Regions from separate parts of the Homo sapiens genome. Here region 2 is linked to region 1. The links are chromatin loops, found by intact Hi-C in ENCODE. Cell type or tissue: HCT116. All regions are shown on one strand. Each heading gives the region's core, and the rest is flanking DNA. Links, peaks and the distances in the headings are about the cores only. Region 1 overlaps MAP4 (microtubule associated protein 4). Region 2 overlaps MAP4 (microtubule associated protein 4).

The links. A loop is a pair of places that touch in the nucleus more often than their neighbours do. Peaks named below come from ENCODE experiments on the same cell type or tissue, not always from the same donor. Only the 100,000 strongest peaks of a DNase experiment are listed, where the experiment ranks them.
Region 2: it touches region 1 in a loop (2.4-fold over the local background); 5 of 110 quality-filtered maps call a loop at or near these places.

What each region holds. Positions count from the first base shown.
Region 1 is chr3:47,909,515-47,912,428 of GRCh38, reverse strand. It overlaps MAP4 (microtubule associated protein 4), which reads left to right. Exons shown (of 21, transcript NM_001385682.1): 9 at 8-2,914. Among named protein-coding and RNA genes, the nearest start is that of MIR1226, 61 kb to the right of the region's middle. In HCT116, for the core only: no CTCF peak of the experiment used is centred there; a DNase peak (open chromatin) is centred at 1,458; H3K4me3 peaks cover 996 bases; H3K27ac peaks cover 1,484 bases.
Region 2 is chr3:47,982,812-47,985,725 of GRCh38, reverse strand. The region is part of intron 2 of MAP4 (microtubule associated protein 4); the gene reads left to right. Among named protein-coding and RNA genes, the nearest start is that of MAP4, 32 kb to the left of the region's middle. In HCT116, for the core only: no CTCF peak of the experiment used is centred there; a DNase peak (open chromatin) is centred at 1,435; H3K4me3 peaks cover 791 bases; H3K27ac peaks cover 1,551 bases.

The DNA of each region.
Region 1 (2,914 bases), core at 198-2,697:
ATTTTAGCCAACTTCATGTATTGCGGTACCCCTCCCACACAAGCCAAACAAGTTTGCAGACCCAGTGACCGCAGGTCAACCCGGCCCAAGCCTGCCAGGGTCCCTCCTGAGCTGCTGGGAGGCTCTCCTCCATGGAAGACTCTTGATCACAGGCTGGGCCACTGCTCTTTGTCTGAGTCAGGTTGGGTCTCTGGTTCATCCTCCTGTGGTGGGCCTGGGAACCAAAGAAAAAGTATTCATGTTGACTCACTTGAACCCCAGAGGGATCTTGGCAGGGAGGCCTGGGATATAGAAAGCACACCAATAATGATGAAGAAAAAGAAGAAGAAACCAAAGCAAAAGAGATATTCTCAACCACGGGCTGGAGGACCTTCGGATGATGACAATGCAGATAAGCCTAAAGGTCATCCATTTGCAGCTGACACACAAAAATCAGGTGTTCTCCCCAGCCAGCCTACCACTATGGGTACAGAATATGGACTTGTATCTGGAGAAAACTTGAAAAGGGAATGTTTAGTTAACTCCAGTGCAGCCAGACTGGTAGCTGAGAACTTTGTCTCAGAGAGTCTCAGAATTCCTTTATATCCTTCTGAAGAAGCCCCCAAAACTGCAATAAGTTCTCAGTCTAAGCTGAGAGTAGAGGAAGAGAGCAAAAGTAACAAGTCAGTACTACAAAACCAAGACAAGAAATTGCTGAAGCAACATGAATACAAACCACAGCCTGCACCCCACCTGAAGACTCCTGTAGATAAAAGCCAGTCAGTAGGCCCTCTCAATCTGAAAGGACCCCTAGCAGAAGTTTCTGCATACAATGTAGAAACCCCTTTGGATATCAGACTTAAAGAGGGTTGCTCTCCTTTCTTGGACCAAGAGGTTATGGGTGTAGTTTCAAAACCCACAGCAGCAAAAGAAATACCAAATTTGGTACCCACTTTGATAGCAAGTAATCCATTAGAATGTAATCTAAAAGAAGGGAATAATGAAAGTAAAATGACTAAACTGCAGAATGTCAAACTGAAGGAGTTTCCTGAAGGAGCTGAAGAGGATAAAGAACTAAAAAAGGAAGCTTTTCCCAACGAAAGACAAGAGATCAGCATCTTTACTTCTGAGCAGCTGCAGGGCCAAGTGTTGGTACAGGTCCCTGGGGTAGAGAATGAACCATTTAAGAGAATGGCAGGTGATGGCAAAAGCAGGAAGGGAAGGGGAAGTTCTGGGAAAATGAGAACAGATTCTGGGAAGGTAAAAGCAAAATCTGAGCTGCCATTTCTTCTGGACAGCCAGAAGGACGGAAGGGCTGTTCTCATACCGAGTGAGCCAGTCTCTAAAACTGAAGGAATGACTACTCAGGATAAGAGTGAGGAGCTGGGGCTGAATTCTTCAAAGCAACCAGGCACTAAGGCTGATCTCACGGAGGCAGTGGTGATGGGGGAGCCTAAAGAGATGACTCAGCCTAAGGTGGCAGGCACCATGCAGGCATTGATTCCTTTGGAAAGTGGATCAGGCATGACTCAGACTTCTGGTGTTAGCACAGAAACAGGAGATGTAGTCAAAGATATGGGTGTCAATAACCAGAGCAAGGAAGGAAGGTGTCCATGGAAGGATCATGAGGCAGCTCCCTGGATTTCTGAAAAGCCTAAAAAGAGAGGCAATGAAGGCAAAAGCAAAAAGTTTAAAAATAATTATTCCACACAGCCTGCTAGAATGGAGAGGAAGGAAGAAATCCTTAACCCACCTTTTGAAGGGAAGGATGGAGATACTGGTAGTATTCCCCATAAAAGCAAGGAAATAGGATTTACTTTCCCCAAAATGCATGATTCTTCGTTCTCACATACACCAGATACACCCACAGTGGAAGCAGTTGACAGGAAGGGTGGAAATTTTCAGGTTAATTTTGTTGAGCTTGGGACTCTTGGGGAAAACAAGATAAGCACAGTCAAGGCTTCTACTGTTACTGAACCACCTGCCAAGGTGACAGATGTGAGCTGCCAAGAGCAAATCCAGGGGGCAGGATTTGTTCCTTCAGTAGTATCTGAGGAGAATAAGACAGATGCAGCCAATAGATACACTGCAGTGGCTGACAAACCAAGTAAAAGGAGTAATGATGGAAAAAGTAAAAAGGTTAAAAATAGTTCTCCTGAGAAGCACATTCTGGAGAATAAGATAGATGCAACAAAAATACATGTTCCCATGGAAACCACAGGGGACCAGGGAATTGAAGGAATGGCCTATATGGACGAAAATAGAAATATTACATTTACCTGTCCCAGAACACCATCAGAGCTGATAAATAAATCATCTCCTCTAGAGGTTCTGGAATCAGCAGCCTGTGAAAAACTGCCCACTCCTACTCCTCAAGTAGTAAAGGAAGGTGATTCCTTTCCAGATACCTTGGCAAAAAATGGGCAAGAGATAGCCCCAGCCCAGATTTCCAAATCATTAATGGTAGATAACTACACCAAAGATGGAGTCCCAGGTCAAGAAAGACCCAAGGGTCCCTCTGCTGTTGTGCCCTCTACAAGCACAGGAGGAGTTGCTCTACCTATTACAACAGCCATAGAAACAGTTAACATTCATGGAGATCACTCTCTTAAGAATAAAGCTGAGCTTGCTGATTCCATGAAAAATGAAGCAGGGATCGATGAAGGGCATGTGATAGGAGAATCTGAGTCAGTGCACAGTGGTGCGTCTAAGCATTCAGTAGAGAAAGTCACAGAGCTAGCAAAAGGTCACCTCCTTCCTGGAGTGCCAGTAGAAGACCAGAGCCTACCAGGAGAGGCCAGAGCCCTAGAAGGATATGCAGATAGAGGTAATTTCCCAGCACATCCAGTGAATGAAGAGAAAGAGACTAAAGAAGGGTCTGTTGCAGTTCAGATTCCTGACTTACTGGAAGACAAAGCACAAAAGCTCAGTTTTT
Region 2 (2,914 bases), core at 174-2,673, 73 kb before region 1:
CTTCTTTGTCTTTCATGACCTTAATATTTTGAATAGTATGGGCAAGTTATTTTTTAGAAGTCCCCTAATTTGGGTTTGCCTGGCATTTCCTCATAATTAGATTCAAGTTCCACATTTTTGGCAGTAGTACTATGTAAATATGATGTGTCCTAAGTGCACCACATCAGGAAGCACATGATGTCACTAAATCACATTATTGGTGATAATAACTTTCATCACTTGTTAGTGTCTGCCTGTTTTCTTTACTGTAATTTTTTTCCAATTAAAAAAAAGCATTTATTTATTTAGAGACAGGGCCTTACTCTGTCACCCTAGCTGGAGTGCAGTGGCACAATCTTGGCTCCCTGCAGCCTTGACCTCCCCAGGCTCAAGCAGTCTTCCAGCCTCAGCCTCCCAAGTAGCTGGGACTGCAGGCATGCACCACCATGCCTGGTTAATTTTTTTTTTTGACAAAGTCTTGCTCTGTTGCCCAGACTGGAGTGCAGTGGCACCATCTTGGCTCACTGCAACCTCCGCCTCCCAGGTTCAGGTGATCCTCCTGCCTCAGCCTCCCGAGTAGCTGGGATTACAGGCATGCACCACCATGCCTGGCTAATTTTTGTATTTTTGGTAGAGATGGGGTTTCACCACGTTGGCCAGGCTGGTCTCAAACTCCTGACCTCAGGTGATTCACCCACCTCTGCCTCCCAAAGTGCTGGGATTACAGGCATGAGCCACCCCCCAGCCTAATTTTTATTTTTATTTTTTAATTTTTTTTAAGACGGGGTCTCACTTTGTCTCCCAGTCTGGAGGGCAGTGGCATGATCTCGGCTCACTGCAACCTCCGCCTTCTGGGTTCAAGTGATTCTCCTGCCTCAGCCTCCTGAGTAGCTGGGATTACAGGTGCGTGCCACCACACCTGGCTAATTTTTGTATCTTTATTAGAGACAGGTTTTCACCATATTGGCCAGGCTAGTCTCGAACTCCTGACCTCATGTGATCTGCCTGCCTCGGTCTCCCAAAGTGCTGAGCCACCACCCCTGGCCACCTGGTTAATTTGTGTATTTTTTTTTTTTTAATAGAGACAGGGTTTTGTGATGTTACCCAGGCTGGTCTTGAACTCCTGGGCTCAAGCCATCTGCTCTCCCCACCCTCCCAAAGTGCTAGGATTACAGGCATGAGCCACCACGCCCAGCCTCTTTACTGTAAAATTTATATTTTTCTCCTTGTAATGAATAAGTAATTTGTGAGGAGATATTTTGAGGCTATGTATGTATCCTGTATCTAATCCAACTTTCACCTACTATTTTAGTATCTAAGCAAATAGCTTTTGAATAATTTTCTGGTTTCCAAGCCAGTTGAAATGTGTTCTGCTGCATCTTATATGAAAGTCACATTTTATGAATCAGAAATTCCCTTTTGCACATTTTAGGTCAAAAATACCAGGGAGGCCGGGCATGGTGACTCACACTTGTAATCCTAGCTCTTTGGGAGGCAGAGGCGGGAAGAGTACTTGAAGCCAGGAGTTTGATACCAGCCCCAGCAACACAGCAAGACTGCATCTCTACAAAGAAAAAAAAAATAAAAAATTAACTGGGTGTGGTGGTAGTCTTAACTACTCAGGAGGCTGAGGCAGGAGGAAAGGCAGGGAGAAAGTAAACAGATATGTGCAAATGAGACTTCCATTATGCATATTATTCGCAATTAAATCTCATTATTTATGCCCTTCACTGGAAAAAAAAATTACCTTTAATTGCACAGATCATTTATAAAAAGACTGTTGGAGTTATGCTCCAAAGCCCACAATGACAGAGATAGTGTGTCAGAGGGACACAGGAGTCAACTGAAAGAGTTCCCAATAGCCAACACTGGAAAAATTTGAGCAACAAAATAAATAAAGTAGCATTGAATTAAAGCTCAGTGGACGAGGCTGATCATGGTGGCTCACGCCTGTAGTCCCAGCTACTTGGGAGACTGAGGCAGGAGTACCACTTGAGCCCAGGAGTTTGAGACCAGCCTGAGCAACTTAGTGAGACCCTGTCTTTATACAAATAGAATTGTCTGGGCGTGGTGGCTCACTCCTGTAATCCCAGCACTTTGGGAGGCCGAAGCAGGTGGATCACCTGAGGTCAGGAGTTAGAGACCAGCCTGGCCAACACGGTGAAATCCTGTTTCTACTAAAAATACAAAAAATTAGCCGGGCATGGTGGCACATGCCTGTAGCCCCAGCTACTCAGGAGGCTGAGGCATGAGAATCGCTTGAACCTGGGAGGCAGAGGTTGCAGTGAGCTGAGATTGTGCCACTGCACTCCAGCCTGGGTGACAGAGGGAGACTCAGTCTCAAATTAAATAAATAAATAAATAAATAAATAAGCCAACTGTGGCGGTGCACACCTGTTGTCACCATATACTTGGGAGGCTGAGGGAGGAGGATCATTTGAACCCAGCATTTTGAGGTTACAGTGAGGTGTGATTATACCACTGCATTCCAGCCTGGGCAACAGAGCAAAACCCTCTCTCTTAAAAATTAAGTCAAAATCTTTGCCGGGTGCCATGGCTCATGCCTGTAATTCTATCACTTTGGGAGGCTGAGGCAGGCAGATCACTTGAGGTCGGGAGTTTGACATCAGCCTGGCCAATATGGTGAAAACCTGTCTCTAATGAAGATAAAAAAATTAGCTGAGAGTGGTGGCGCACGCCTGTAGTCCCAGCTACCAGCTACTTGGGATGTTGAGACAGGAGAATTGCTTGAACCCGGGAGACAGAGGTTGCAGTGAGCCAAGATTGCGCCACTGCACTCCAGTCTTGGCGATAGAGCTAGACTCTGTCTCAAACAAAAAACAAAGAAAACTCCCTTCATTTTCATGTAATCTTATTTATTTCCTCAAGAAGGGTAGATCTTTTAAGACTTTATTCTTTGCAGTTACAAACATAC